3 separate regions of the Mus musculus genome follow, and regions 1 and 3 are each linked to region 2. Evidence: chromatin loops called from intact Hi-C (ENCODE). Cell type or tissue: left cerebral cortex. All regions are shown on one strand. Links, peaks and the distances in the headings refer to the core of each region. The heading gives the core; the rest is flanking DNA.

What was found. Hi-C counts contacts between places; a loop is a spot of excess contacts. Peaks named below come from ENCODE experiments on the same cell type or tissue, not always from the same donor. Only the 100,000 strongest peaks of a DNase experiment are listed, where the experiment ranks them.
Region 1: a loop joins it to region 2, with 2.2 times the contacts of the local background. A loop is called at or near these places in 4 of 42 quality-filtered maps.
Region 3: a loop joins it to region 2, with 2.7 times the contacts of the local background. A loop is called at or near these places in 2 of 42 quality-filtered maps.

What each region holds. Positions count from the first base shown.
Region 1 is chr5:96,766,673-96,771,918 of GRCm38, reverse strand. It overlaps Fras1 (Fraser extracellular matrix complex subunit 1), which reads right to left. Exons shown (of 74, transcript NM_175473.3): 66 at 3,428-3,642; 67 at 2,263-2,413; 68 at 1,171-1,278; 69 at 188-347. Among named protein-coding and RNA genes, the nearest start is that of Anxa3, 24 kb to the left of the region's middle. In left cerebral cortex, for the core only: a CTCF peak has its summit at 2,612 (motif pointing right); a DNase peak (open chromatin) is centred at 2,639.
Region 2 is chr5:96,371,330-96,376,575 of GRCm38, reverse strand. Fras1 (Fraser extracellular matrix complex subunit 1) reads right to left here and starts at 2,621. Exons shown (of 74, transcript NM_175473.3): 1 at 1,691-2,621. The coding sequence starts at 1,763. In left cerebral cortex, for the core only: CTCF peaks have their summits at 2,178 and 2,377; DNase peaks (open chromatin) are centred at 1,863, 2,148, 2,476, 2,693 and 1 more place; H3K4me3 peaks cover 2,674 bases; H3K27ac peaks cover 1,460 bases.
Region 3 is chr5:96,264,503-96,269,748 of GRCm38, reverse strand. It overlaps Mrpl1 (mitochondrial ribosomal protein L1), which reads right to left. Exons shown (of 9, transcript NM_053158.3): 9 at 3,022-5,246. Among named protein-coding and RNA genes, the nearest start is that of Mrpl1, 57 kb to the right of the region's middle. In left cerebral cortex, for the core only: a CTCF peak has its summit at 2,526 (motif pointing left); a DNase peak (open chromatin) is centred at 2,512.

The DNA of each region.
Region 1 (5,246 bases), core at 666-4,665, 400 kb before region 2:
TGACTTGCTACTAGGTAGCAACCCCAGCCCCACACCCCCACACTCCCCCCCCCCCCAAGGTTAAATGAAAGACAGGAGAACATTCAGAAACTTCTAGAAGAATCTTTAAGGGCCTATGTTTCAAGCTCATGAAAGAAGTTGAAAACCTTTCAGGTCAGGCCCCAGAAGTTTCCAGCATGGTATTTACCGATTGTAAGAGCTCGTGGCTCGCCAGAGTTGATGAGGAGAATCAAATGTCTGAGCACTCCACAAGAGCTGCAGGTCAAACTGAATTCCTCCTAGGTGGTCTGGAGTCAATATGAAAGACTTCACATCCGGGAGGGTGTGGTGCTCTATCACAAACTGCCCTGTTTCAGAGGGAAACACTCTTGATTTGTGAGTTTACAGTGTCTGCTTAAGGACAGCAAAGAATTAAGGGCATGCATGCCCTTTAGAATATAATTTACAATGCTTGGGACACTGTAGCATCTTATACCAGCCCACCACCCTACTTATAATGGCCATTATGATCATATATAATGTGTAAACACGCGTGGAAATGTGCTGAGCTCTTATACAATCCTACAGATATTTATGGGAAAATGGACACGGATTATACCCAAACATGACACTCAACAGACACATTTTGGGGTCGTAATGTTTTACAAGTAGAAATTCAATGTTGGATCTAATCATATTTAGATCTATTCAAGTCTTTGGTGGAAGGGGACAAGTGTAGATGTCCCTGAAAAGGTAAAGCTTACTTAACAAGACATCATCATTCTTAAAGTTCAGGGTGAGTGTTTAAGGTGGATAAGTTGATGGACTATCCTGGATGGAAATAAATTGGTTGGGTCTATTTTCCTTTATGTATATAGACATAAAGTAAATATAAAGAAGTATAAAGCAAGTAGGAAAAGCATTTGTGAGATAAATGGTAATTTATACAAGAACTGTTAGTCTCTGTTATGTTTGCTGAATGTGAAATGGTATTGCGTTTTCTTCATTCTTAGTTGACATCTGTTGAAGTGTTTGGGGAAAAGCAGTGACCCAAAAGAATGTGTGTGTGTTCATATATAGAAAGTAAAATGCTAACACTATTGACTTTTTCATTGTTCTAATATTTCAACTTTTCTGAATATTTGAATTATTTCTTAATTAAGACTTAGGAAAATAATGCATTGAAGCTACCTCTGAATTTGGCATGGGTCTTGAACTCAATGACGAGACGGCCATCCTCTCTAATGTAGATCCTTATTATCTGAAGCCTTGCAGAGAGCACGCTGTCTGTCTGGATCCCTGGATAAGCAACCACACAGAAAACGTCAAAGTCGGGGTATGGAGAGCATCTTCTGGATAGTGACTACCCTAGGCTCGGTCCCAAGGGCATCTCCAAGGAGATCCAAGTATCTAGGTGAATGCGATTTACTTCCACATCCACACGAGCATGGTTACAGACATGAATGTCGATTCGAACAGTACAGCAGCTCTTGTTTGTGGCTCTGTATCTTTTTCTAGGTCCACTATCCATACACAGGGCTTTTTATCTATGTGGGTACCACTTTTCCAAGAAACAGAGAATGTCCTATTTCAGAAAATAGTGGATCTAAAACTTCAGCTTCCTATACTATATTTTTCCTTTACTTTTAGGACCTAACAGGGTCCTAAGCTTTGATGTATATATTTTATTCTCAAACCAATGGAGATGATAGAGAACCTTCTAGAAAGTCAGCTGTGTGGACTTAACACAATGAGTAGAGGCACCATGCCTACTGGGTTCAGGATGACCTAAAATAAAACGGAATCGACGGAGGAGAAAAACAAAAGTTAAGCAACCAACAACAGATATGAGCCAAAGGCCCAAGTGGTAATTTGGCTCCAGTGGGAGAATGTGAGCTACTTTCCCACAGGGAGTATGAACCAAACAGGATGGTCTGAGCCCAAGCCATTTAAGGGAACAAAGGATGTAATTTTCAATTACTAGAGATAAAGCATGTCTAAAGAATGTTCATGACACTCCGGCATCGATCCCTCAGATGGTGTCCCTCCAGAAAAGGGTGGGGAACTAATGGGAAGTGGTTTTGGGGTTGTGTTGGGGTATAGGACCTTGAAAATGGGAAAAAACAAAACAAACAAAAGAACAACAGATTGTGATTCTTTCTGGATTCCAGTCAAAGCTCCTCCCGCTTTTCTAAAAGACCACAGGAATATCGTTGCCATTAGAGTTCATTGCTTATCATGATCTAATGTGAGGTAGAAGAGCTAGGACGTCCTCAGGCATACCTGTTCTCCAGAGAACTGTGTCATAGAAGAAAGAGAATTCCATCTCAGTGTGGTGCTCTAAGGAGGCCCAGCCCCTGGGTGCTGTCACATAGATGTAGGACACGTAGAGTGGCACATGAACCGTCAGGAACGACTGGGCAGAATCTCTCACCTGTCAACAAAAGTGTGCAAGAAACAGGCTTACTTCTTTCCTGGGAGGATAGGAGAGAAAATAATGAAGTAATATCCAGATCTGTAATGGAAGAAAACTCATGGAGAAGAGAGAACATTCATGTTCTAGGGGAGGAACCATCAGGTTTGTGCCATCCATCCACAGAAACAGAAATGTCGGCTGCCTTGAAGCTTTCTCCAGTAGGGGGCAGTGCTGCACACAAAACCAGAGGAACTAGGGCACACATTTGAATTAAAGAGACTACGCAATGGATGAAAATCCTTCTACAGATTCTCTCATTTAGTAAGGCTAAACATGTTTTGAAGTGAAAACCAAACAGCTAACACGTTTTGGCTCTCACTGAGACACAGGCCCAAACACTGGAGTGGAGCTCGAGAATGAATGTCCCCGAGAGACCGCCTAGTCTCTCTGGTGCTCTTATAAAACTGCTCTCGTGAGCCTTTGGAGTCTTCTTAGCAACACTTATGTCATCAGGAATGTTTAATGTGTAAACATGCGCACACACATGCATGCCTACCCACATATCTGTTTTCGCAGGGGTTGTGAGTTTGGAATAAGCACACAGTCAGAAGGTTTGAAACAACAGACTCTTCCCAGTGGTGTTTCGGAATCCAAAGTTGTATTTTGAGGGGTGTACCACCTGCGATTCTGATTCATTCCAAGTGGGGGAAGAGAATATATTCATGTAAAGAACCCCATTAGCAAATGTGAACCTCCATTTTCCAAAGCATACACAGTGAAAAGAATCCCACACCCATCTAAAGAAGCAGATACTAGAGTTTTGGACTTGCTACAATAATTGTTTTATACATCACCTTGATTTAGAAGACCTCAGCGCTCTTTCAACTACAGTACAGCCAAGACCCTTGGTAAGGATCTTAAAAAGAATATTCCCTTACCTGGCTGAATACAGCTACCGGGTATCTAGCTGACCAAGGCACTTCTAGAACAGAGTTGGCATGGCACCCAAGCACAATATCTCAGAGGACCCACCTGGAAGTCAGCAGTCACGGAGCCCCCACACACATCGATAAGCTCTGTCATATCGTAGTACGCATCAAAGGTCCACACGCAGCTCTTTAGGTTCAGGTGTCTGTAGAGCTGGATGGTTTTGGGCTCCCGTACACTTGAGTCAAACTGGAAGGGGCGGTCATAGCCAGGGCCCAGGGCAGTACTGTGGAAACCGGCGTCATTCAGGAACCCTGCCTCTGCATGGGAGGGAGGACACAAGAAGCAGTGACTTGGTCTGAGCATGCCAGGGGCTGGGTAGAGGGGAGGTCGCTGGGCTGTCCATCTGAGACCCTGGCTGGATCTACCATGGACTCCCGGTATAGTGTAAAGTCAAGAGGAGAGTTTATAAAGAGCCAAGCTGCCTGTTGGGAGCGGAGGTCATGGTCAGCAGATAAAGTGTTCCTCACAGAATATGCATGAAGGTTTGTTGTGGATTTGCTCCAACACTTGCAATCTGTTATTTGGGTGTGTAAGATGCAGAGGGTCCCTGCCCACTCCCCATCCCCCAGTTGGTTCTGATCGGTAAATCAAGTTGCTGGCAGCCAATGGCTGGGCAGAGAGACAGAGACCAGACTTTGGATTTGCAGGTAAGGGTACCAAGGGAGAAAGGAGAATCACCATGCCAGGAAAGGAGTAAGATCCAGGCTTGAGAGCTGCAGAAGAGAGAGCACACCAATCATGTAAGAGCCGGGGAAGAGCGGCCCCAGCCCCCAGCCCCAAATGGGTCGAGGGTAACAAAGATGGAATATAGATTTTAGTAAGTCATAACTCAGTAGCAGAGGGGAGGCATAAGTTAAAGTTGAAGTTTGGGAGTGGCCCAATCATTGAGCTGTTTAAGGCATATTAAAATAGAAGGCTGTGTGTGTGTGTGTGTGTGTGTGTGTGTGTGTGTGTGTGTCTTTTATTCGGAGCAGATTAATCAACTACTGCAACAAGGGCCTGATTACGGATGCCCAGCACCTATGGGAAAAAAGCTAGTTATGGAAGTCTGTATGCATGTCCCCAGTGCTGAAGCATAGAGACACAGGAATCCTTGAAACTCACTGGCCAGCCAGAAAGCTCCAGGCTTAAGGAGCAGATTCTATCTCAAAAAATACAGTGGAGAATGACTGAGGAAGACATCTTTAATTGACCTTTGTCCTACACATACATTACAAACACGCATATGTAGATGAACATGTATACAAGATATCCCCCCCCCACACACACACACACACTCACACATACCCAGGGAGAAGGAAAGTGAGAGAGTGACAGAGAGAAAGAGAAGAGAGACAGAGAGGCAGGGAGATATAAGGGTGAGCTGTCTGTTGCCTGGGGTTAAATGGGGCACTGCTCCTTTAAGAGACCCAGGTACCCAGGAGAAAAGGTGACCACACAGCACAGCAGCATGGATGAATAAGGCAGGGTTTCCAGGCATTTCTCTGCATCCTGCGGCTCACCTCTGGTCTTTGTGAAATTGCTGCACTATATAGATCCCTCGCGTATGAAAATAGTTATTTTTAAGGCCAATGTGAAACTCGGTTTTTATGGAAAGCCATCAAAGCAACATCCAACTTCCTTTTCTTCCTCCCTCCAATGGTTTCTGAACTCTTGAGGTGGGGGAACCATCTTAATTAGTAGATAGCTTGCTAATGATGGCTGACTAACCTTCACCCGCTATGGGTCAAAATGATTAGATCAAATTCTGTGACCTGTTCTAAATTACAGAAGACAGCTGAATGCTGATACAATTTTAGGACATTTGAAGTATAATAAAAATTTTCACATTTTTAGAGTGTGTGTGTGTATGTTGTATGTG
Region 2 (5,246 bases), core at 444-4,443:
CACCTTGTAAGGACACACACACTTCAGTGTGAGCGCACTTCAGACACTTTGCCAGCTATATCTACCAGCCCTCCAAAGAGCATACCCCATAGCCTCTTAATAATAATGGCTTTTGTCATTTCAAGAGATTTGCTTCTGAGAAACAGCATCGCTCCAACTGCCCCCTGGTGAGCAATCCAGGAGTGATAGCATAGTCTCTGTGTTGTTGGGATATAATTTTTAAATAAGAAACTGCCACCAAGTGTAACTGTAATTTTTCTGAGCTCTAAGTTGAAGTTTGAGGCGCCCGGGCTGACTCTCCCATCTGGTTAATTACTATAATTAAACCTTACAAGGTTGGGGTTTTTTTTGTATGCAAAAACCATGCACACACACACACACACACACACACACACAATTCTTTTAAAACAGGTTGTCCATAGTTTGAAAAACTCTGCACAGCTCCCCAGGCGTGTTTTTCCTGGAAATAGTATCTTTCTGACATAATTCCCACGACAGTGTGAGAAGGTGGTGCCTAAACCTGTGGGGAAAGTCCACGAGTGGACTTCCAAGGCCAGGCTGCTTGCTATGAGAAAAAAATGGTAAGGAAGAGAGGTGCCACTGGTCTGAAGACTGGAAGCCCACCTGAGATTTTACCCTCCTGAATCTCCAGTTGCCCCCTTTCAGCACCTATGATGCAGGAAAAGCGACACGTGCACGCCACTGCCTATATGATTTGCGACTGGGCAGGTGAACTCTTCCTGCAGCTGGATGAATAATGAATGGAGCCGGGAGTGGAAGCAGAAAGTCCAGAGCCCAGCCGTGGATGAAGTTGTCTCTCTCCCAGCCTGCCACCTTCCCCCTCTGCAAATGCTAACCCAGCCACTGTCCCCGCGGCTCTGAGCAGGTGGGAGCTCTCAGCGCGCCTAGGGGCGCGGGGGGGGGGGCGGGGCGGGGGGAAGCAGCACCAGACTCAACATGTCACACACACACACACACCCCTCATCAGATTTACTGATGTATTATCTGAGCTGAGATTACGAAAGCTATCCTGATGACAACACTCAAGTCTCCTTTCTCTCCCCAAGCTCTTGAAGAAGTGGACTGGAACACCCCCCCCCCCCCCGCGCGCGCGCGCAATGAAAACCTAGGGAGAAGAGAAGTGCATACATGCTCTTTGACCACTTTTTGTTCCTTGAGAAGCAGGCAGCCTCGTGCTCTCGCTCCCGAGTAAAATTTATTTCATTACAACTGAAATCTCAACATCCAGAATACTACTTATAAAATCTTAAGTGGTCTTTAAGGGGAGGGGGGGCGAGTTACTGGGGCGAGGAAAGCAAAATAGAACAGTGGAGCTTGGGTGAGGATTTTATTCCACAAAAGTGAGAGCAACTGCTCGCTTCTCACCTAGGTTCCGAGTAGTTGCTTTTCCTTGAGGAGTAGGGTAGAAGTGGAAGGAAGATTCATCCGGGTTCAGAAATATCACCTCAAAAGGCCACCCACCCGCAAAAAGCAAAGAGGAGGCCGTGGCCGGGCTGAGGTTTGACCGCAAGAGAAACCAGGAGTGGGGATTTCAGCTGAAAAGGAAATCCACTCCGTGTCCACCTATCGCCTCAAATCAAAACTTCCACCCAACAACCCACAGCACTAAACCCGGCTGAGTGTCTTAAACTGCACAGTCGAACTCACACGGGGTTCCGCTCTTTTTTACCTTCACAATTAGGCAATACTGCAAATTCCGCCAGCGCTAGGGCCACCCCGAGCCACGCTTTGAGGACACCCATCGCCGCCGCGGCACTCTCGCAGGAAGATCCCAGCCTTCAGCATCCAAGAACCTGCTCTCTGCCAAACCTCAGGCTGTGGCGCCGGCGCCGGGAACCGGGACGCACAGACACTGGGGAAGCGCTGGCTGCTGGGCCGGGAGCCGAGGTTGGCCGGGTGGACCGCAGAAGGATGCGGCCGACAGTAACACTCAGTCAGCCCCGAGGCTCACTGGGTTCTCCAGCAGAGCGGCCACCAACGTGAGCCGAGGCTGCGAGGAGGAGGCAAAGCTCAGATCGCCGCCAAGACTAGCAGGAAAGTTGCAGGTCAGCGGCTGCTGGGATTCCGCAGCATTGCCTCGGGCTAGACCAGTTCCTCCGGAGGTCCCCAACTGGCGAGCTGCAGGAGCAGGTTCCTCCTCGGCAGCTTTTCAAAGTTCTCTCGGCACGCCCCCGTCTGTCCGTGTAGCATCGGCCGAGGCGGGTCCCCGCGAACACGCCGGGCCGGGCTACAGCAGCGCTCGGGGAGCTGGGCGGTGCAGGGCCGCTGGTTGCAAACTTTGTGCGGCCCTGCAGGAGCTCCGGGACTCGGGGGCGCTGCAGCCGCACCGCACCACGCCGCCCGGCTGCTGCAGGCGCTTCCAGAGCTCCGCGCGGAAGGCGGCGCGGGGGGCGCTGCTGCCACTTTCTCGCGCCCGCCCCTCGCCGAGAGGAGGAGGGCAGAGGGGCGCGGCTTGCTCCACACCGACGCCCACCTCCCCGCACCGTGCACCCCGAGCTGCGCTGCAGGGCGGAGGTGCGATTACCCAAGTGGAGGTGGAGCCATAATTGTAGATGCAAGGAGGAAAGAGAGAGGCTGGAAAAGACCCCTCCGAACTCAATGCTCCCCAGATGAGGGGCCTGGAAACGCACAGGATAAGTCCCCGAGTGGATCCTCGCATTTAAAGCACGCACGCTCCGCCTTCCTCAGCCTCTCTCGCCTCCTTCCTCTCTCCTTTGCTGGGTGTGAAAATGGACTCAGAGACTACGAGCTTTGGCAAAGATTCCAGAGAGTCACGTGGGGAAGGGGAGCCGCGGTGAGGGGGTGGGGGAAGGCGAGAGAGCAACCTGATCCCCTTATTCATCCTGCAGGAGTTGCATTGGCTTTGTCTGAGGCGGGATCAAAAGTGGTCACACCGAGGGCGGGTGGAAACAGGAGGTTAGGTCTCCATTCAGACACTGTTGAGGGTACCACAGGAGAGGCTAGTTGGGGACAGGGTGCTCACACCCAAGTCCTAACTGCTACTTCTCCACCTCTCGTCATGCCCACTGCTGCTGAACACAGAGCCTGAAGCAGAGCTGACTGGCCATCTTCGCATTTTGGACCCTCAGGGGTTTTCCCTGCAACCTAGCAGTCTTGGGGCACGTGTGTTCTAGGTTGAGATTCCCACGGTGAGTGCACCTTTACAGCTTCCTAAAAGATGAAAACACCACACAGTCTGGGTGAGTCCAGCTGCGCCTCCAAATGTCAAAGACTGGGAAGCCAATGTCAGGGCAAAAGCATCCTGGTGTGCACACTGGAGGTAGTTGAGGGATAGGGTGGGGTCTGGTTTCCAGCCAGTACTGAGTGATAGCTATTTTTAGAGGACTAAATAAAAATAGCTGGTCCAGGTTTGATCATTTTGTAACTGGGGATGGTTACACGGGAGAGATACAGACTGGGTTTCGAAGGCCAGACAGAAAAGATTCTCTGTCTTGGCAGAGCTGTGACAGCTAGACTGTCCAGAAAGGAGTTTGAAGTGGCAGTGAACACCGAGCTATTCAGGGTGGTGGGCAGGGATCTTAGTAGACTCCAATATTGCTGACGATCATAGGGAAGGCCCATGTTCTAAAGCATGCCAGTAGTACTTGAATTCCTTGCTTTTTAGAATAAGAGGATGAAATGAAACTGAAGGGTCCCTGTAACTATCACCACTTAGGCACCGAAACATTTGATTAACCTGGGTGTGGCTGTTGAGTATTCAAAGGACTTAGGAATCGCCCAGCAATTCCTCGATGCCTCCCAGAGCCGTTGTGGGGACAGAGCGGTTTTATCTCTGTATTTGAAGCACATATGGGGACTCTGTAAACATTAGTTGAAAGAATGAACTGAATCAAGCCAGTAATCATCACCGCCAGAGTTCAGCCACAGCTTGGATGGAACCTGAGTCCTCCCTCCTCCCACTTCCCCCTCTTCCTCTAGAAACTATTTTCTCAGACCAATGGAAAGTACTGTCCAAATTCAGGTGGATACACCCTAACAATTCCTAACCCCTCCTAAACACTTTTTCTGTAGCCACCACTGACTAGGAGTAACTTAAGACAGCTGGTTTCCCTAGAATAAACTATTTGACTTCATTTTTAAGAAAGCATAGAACTGTGGCACCCAAAGGGGTCTCAAACCATCTTTTGGACTTGCTAAAGGAAAACAATCTTTAAAAAGAAAAAGGTGAAGGGAGAGACGGGAGCATTACCACGAGGTATTGTCATATACTACATTTGTGGTTCTTAACAAATTGTTCATAAAATGTCCCCTCCCCTTCACCAGAAGCCCTCCACCAGCTCCCATGGTCTTCTCTCTACCCCAGGAGCAAATAGTCCAAGGGTTCTCACTCCAAGAGCACTAGAATCCTGGTTCACAGGGAATTCTATATCCTTAATACTGTTTTTTTCATATGCCCACATCCCGTAACTTTTGTCACCATATCCCACAGTATCTTCTTTGATCAGCCCCATCCTTGTCTCTTCAAATTCACCTGGCCTCACTGCTGCTTATCAGGTAGATATTATAGACTGAACACTTTGTATCTAACATGGGACCCTTTGCTATGTAATCTGCCAGTAACTATATGAGACATGTACCCTTGTTATTTTCATGGACAAGTGCAGTGACTGATGGCCCTGAGTCAGATGGTTAATTACAACAGCACATTGAAACAAGCAGCATTACCTACTATGAGAGTCAGATGACCACATCTCAGTATCTTAACACAACAATTTGTCTGTCTATCCTGTCCCCTGGACAGTAGTGGACCCTACACCTTGTAACCTGGACACCCATGAGCCCTTCCTGTAGCCAGGCCAACATGGCCCATATGAAACACCTTCCTCTTCCAAGAATGAGCTGTGTGCCCACCCGCCACGACCCCTTACCAGGAAGACAGTGACAGGGACACATAGGTCGCACGTGGGGATTTAGTAAGTCCTCACCGTGCTGCTCTCACTGCTCATACTGCCTCAGCTTTCCTACGGACAGCAACACTCCAGCAGGACCGTCCCTGCTGCCACAGGGGCTTTGCTGATCTTTGTCCCAGAGTCCACTGTTTCTCCTGACTATCTCTCGTCTGCTTCCTTCTCTGTACTTCACTGACCCTCCTATGTCTCTCTCTCTCTCTCTCTCTCTCTCTCTCTCTCTCTCTCTCTCTCTTCCCTCTGTTTCCCTTCTACTCTGTACAGCCTCTTCCAGTCTCCCCTGGAGCTCTCTCCTCT
Region 3 (5,246 bases), core at 666-4,665, 110 kb after region 2:
GTTTCTTTTCTAGCTGTGACTTAAAGAACTCCATCTTCATGACACACCCGTTCTCTGGTGAAGTCCCCTAGTTTCTGTGGACTGTAGCAGAAAGCAACCACAATACAGCTCTGTTCCCTAGACTCCAAATTAGTTTGTCCAAGTTCTGCTTCCAAAGCCTCACAGTGGAAGTTCTTTCTCTTCTCCCACTGACACACACTGAAAACTTTCTCAGTGAAATAACTTGTCTTTATGTTCTAGTCGTATCTTCCTGCAGGAGATGCACCTATTTCTTTCTTTACTTATTTTGTTGTGGCAGAGATGGAAACAGAACCCCAATCCTGCTAGGCAAGTATTCCACCATTGTGTTGTTTTCCTGGCCCCTTCCTTACAGAAAATACAAGTCATTTATCATTTTTTATACCACCAAAGATTCCTCTTTAGCAATTTGGCACAATCATTAGACTTTTCACTTAACACACAAACTTCTTGCTTATCAGTTTAAAGTGACTGAAGCATTGGATATGTGGGGAACCTTCAGAGCCAAGGTGTCTCCTTTCCTAGTGTCTATACCCAACATGATCATAGATAGTACTGTAACCAGTGTTATAAATTGTATGTGTGTGATCATATGTCCACACAGAGTGTGTGTGTGTGTGTGGGGGGGGGTTACCCTACAGGTGTCACAGCAGGCAGGGAAATGAACTGCAAAGAGGGTGAGAATGAAAACTCACCAACGTTTGACCTCGCCAACCTGAATTTCTAGTCTGATGCCAGGTGGTTTATTACAGGAATATTTAACCACACTAGAATTTGGAAAAAGGTTTCAGGGCAACAATCATCCCAATTCCAGGTGCAAATTAAGCTTAAGGTATGAGCTTTCTACCTCTATGTAATCATGAGGATGGGTTCTCTAACGTAAGGACCTAGGGTCTGGTGTGGTTTCTGACCAAGACAGTGTAGAGGTCAGCAGGCTATAAAATATACATGACATCTCCCCTAAAGATGGATTCTACTAACTGGGAGCTAAAGACAGTGGGCTAGGAAGGGAGAGTCTGGGATAAATGTTCTGGGGAATTTGGGTGAGGTCTGCCCCCACAGATAGCAAAAGCTCGCCAGTGACCAATAACAATATCCATTCTGGCCTCTGGGCAGAAAACAGGTATTTCATCCTCTGAGGAAACACCCCTGAGTGATTACCATTCCTGATTTCCCCAGTGACCTGTGGACATAAGGACCTTTGTGCACCCAACAAGGGAGAAGGAAAAAAGAAAGTATAACCAATTTAAATTGCCTTCGGATTTATCACAGGACACTAAAATCTTTCTTCAAACATTCCCTATGTCCCTTTATCTATTTGACATAATTTGAAGTGCTTCTACTTGTTAGGATATAGTTTTCATTGGTCAACTTTTGTGTGTGTGCATGAGCTACTACTGTCTGCCCTGTTCAGAGGCCAACTCAGTGGAGCTGATTCTCTCATTCCATCTTAGTGTGGGTTCTAAAGACTGAACCACTGTTGCCAGACATGTGCAGCGTGAGCCTCTATCCACTGAGCATCTTGCTAGCCCCCAAAGAATTATTTTCTCTTCCTTTGCATATGTTTCGATAAAGATGTTCAAACATTTTCTATTCCTTATGTGAATAAATTTCAACTTTCTATCTAAGAAAAATTAAGTGGAAATACCAACTTCTTATTTAAGCATGAATACTTACACATTTCTTTTTGTGGCCAATTATGTTTCTGTACCCAGCATTCTCTAAGTACAAACTATTCGGTCCATTATTACATGAAAAAAAAAAAAAACCCTATAATTACTAAAGAAATACTAAGGACTCTTAATGATTAAATTAGAACATAAATATAATGGGTTTTTGAAAAATAAGCCTAAAACCTTGCTGTGATTATTCTCTGGGCTACCTTTTACACTTAAGCCATGTGATAAATGGGATTTGTCGTGAGAGGTGAGTAGGTAGATGGTGGAGATGACAAGCATCCGTAGGATGTTGAGCTGCTAAATCTGGCTGATGTGCCCATGCGCATTCATGGTTTTCCTACTTTATTTTCTCCATGCTTGAAACTGTCTATAATAACGAACCTTCAAACTTCAAAATAGAAGCTGGTCAGACCTATAGCTCTGTGGCTAAGAGAGCTTTTTGCTCTTCCAGAGGACCCAAGTTCAGATCCAATCACCCATGCTGGACAGCTCACAACCAGCTGTAACTGTAAGTACAAAGGATCTGATGCTGCCTTCTGGCTCCCGGGTCCCTGTACATGCAGTGCACCTGCACAGGCATAACATACACATCCAGACACACAAATACACACATCAACAAAAACTTCTAAATATCCACTAGACAGCCAAAGAAACCTCTATAACATGACTCAAATATAATACAAACAAACCATTTTCTCTAAAACAAATCTCCACCTGGTCTGCACAGGATTATTTTTGCTATTCCATCTGCAGTCAGGTGAGAAATCAGATCACCAATCTACAACCACTTATAAGTGATTTGAAAGGCTGTTGTCGCCACCTGCTGGACAGTGACTTTGAGACAGTTACAAAGTATCTAGTTTTAACAAGTTATGAAATTTGCCCCTCCTGTATTACATTAGTATGCTAATTAGTGTTCTATTACAACACCTCCCACTACATGCCACTTGCTGAGGCATGTTTTTAAAAAAGCTGAGGCTTTTCAGAAAGTAGTCATCTTGTCATGGTCTTGTTTGTCTTACTGGACAACTTGCTTTCCACCGGGATAGCACAGGTTTAATTATTTAAAGACAGGGATAAACCAGAAAGTTAGAAACTTGTCCCAGATCTAGGTTCAGGGAACGTAGGCTTCTGTTATCTAAATCTTTAAAAATCTTGAAGCTGGAGAGATGGGTCTGGAATTGGGAGCACTTTTGTTCTTGCAGAGGACCCAGGTTCAATTCCCGGCACCCACATGATGGCTCATAACTATTTGTAATCCCAATTCCAGGGGCTTCAATACCCTCTTCTGATAGGCCCATACAAAATACTCATACACATATAATAGAATAAAGATAATTTTAAAATATTTAAATTTTTAATAGTTAAAAAATTTAATATTTGTAATTACAAATTAACAAAATTACAATATTGTAATTTGTAATATTTAAAATATTACAAATTTTGCAACCTTTTATAAATTGGGTAGTGAAGTACAACAGTGACTTTCACTCTGGTACTTTAGATCACTTGTGGAATTTTAGAATAAACTGATGCTGGTCTGAAAATCAGATTTCTTTTTATTAGAATCAGGGTTGACAGCACTGGTATCCACTAGAGTCCCCATTGTCCCACTACCTGATAAAAACTGCAGAATTCCAAGGTCAATCTCCTATTACTAGGTGAAGACCAGCTATTTGTTCTACGCAAACCTTCTAAGTAATCTGTATGGAAACTAACGTTTGGGATTCATCAGTACTTACTGTAAAACTTTAAACCCTTACTTAAGTCAATGGGAGGGCGATCCTGAAACAATTTAAATGGCTAGCAATTGAGGGACTGCCACAATAAAGCGATGAAGTGTTACTCATTTTCCATGAGGATTGAATAAAAGAAATGAGTACGTTCAAACAGCACACATGCAGGGCTAGAGATGGCTTAGCCGTGAAGAGCACTTGGTAAAAGACCTGGGTTCAGTTCCTAGCACCCAAATGGTGGCCCTTAACCATCTGTAACTCCAGCTCTAGGGCATCAGGAGCCCGCCTCTGACCACCACGGGTCCATGGTATACTTACATATATGTAGACCGAATACTAATACACATAAAATAAATCTTAAAAACAAAACAAAACCCACCAGCATGCATGCATGTATGCTCTTTTTATTTGCCCTGTCTCTTTCAAATGAAAATGTAAAAGGAATATCCACTAAACAATTTTTTTCTGATTATGTCTGAGTATCAGGATTGTGAGTGATTCCTTTTCCTGTTTATTAGTGTCCCGAATATTTCCATTCTAAAGTTAACACTCCATTAGTCAGGAGAAAAATTGGCAAATAAAGCAATAGCTTTGGGCCCTTGCCTAGCATGCACATGGCCTTGCATCCAATTCTACGCATAATTAAAATGTAAAAGTGGACTGGGAATGGCTCCATGGTAAAGTGCCTGTTGCAGAAACACAAGGACACAGGCTTCATCCCCAGCACCTACAGAGAAGGTAGACAGAAGGGTCCCGGGGCTGGCTGGCCAGCCAGTTTGATGAGTCTATAAACTCCAAGTTGAGAGCCTGTCTCAAAAAATAAGGTAGAAAGCAACTGATGAAGACATCCTGTGTTGACCCCCAGACCCAAACACAGACACATAATTAAAAAATCAAAAAAAAAAAAAAACAACAACAACAACAATCAAAATCCTGTCCTCTTTGTAAATTGATATTTCCAACACGGATGAATCCGGTTCCAGAATCTGGCAACTGTGGGAAATGACGTCTCCAGCATACACTATCCCCACAACCCTTCTTCATCTTTCGTTTAGCTTTCACATCTGCAATGGCCGAGCACCACACACACAGAAGCAAACAGCCCTGCTGGTGATACAGCCTGGGGGAACGAGGGAGGATGCTGCTGTTCCTTCAGATGGCCATGTCTCCTCAAGGAATGTCACAAAACGAGAAACTGCTTCTAGACTTGGGATTCTACCAAAATACAGAACACTGATGCTAAGGAAGGACTGAGGGAGCTGGAGGAGTCAAGGACACCACAAGACCTATAGGATCAACTAACCTGCATCTACAGATGCAGAGGCTGAACCACCAACTAAAGAACACGCACGGGCTGGACCTACACAGCCTACACATTTGTGCAGATGTGCAGCATGGCCTCCGTGCGGGTCCTAACAGTGGAGCAGGGGCTGACTCTGACTCTGTTGCCTCCCTTTGGATCCCCTTCCCATAACTGGCTGCCTTATCTGGCCTCCGTGGGAGAGGATGTACCCAGTCCTGCTTCGACTTGACTTGCCAGGGCGGGTTGGTACCCATGGGGAGGCCTCCCCTTCTCAGAAGGAAAGGGGAGGGGGCAATGGAAGAGTGTGAGGGTGGGACATGGAGAAGAGGAGGAAGAAGGGCTGTGATCGGGATGGAAAGTGAATAAAGAAATAAAGGAAAACATAATAAAAAAAAAGAGGGGATGAGAGGGGAAAAAAGAAAACGTGACAGGATCCAAATCCAGAAAAATATAAAGAATAATACAAAATTTAAAAAAAGGAAATGTAACGGGATTTTTAGAAACTGACAT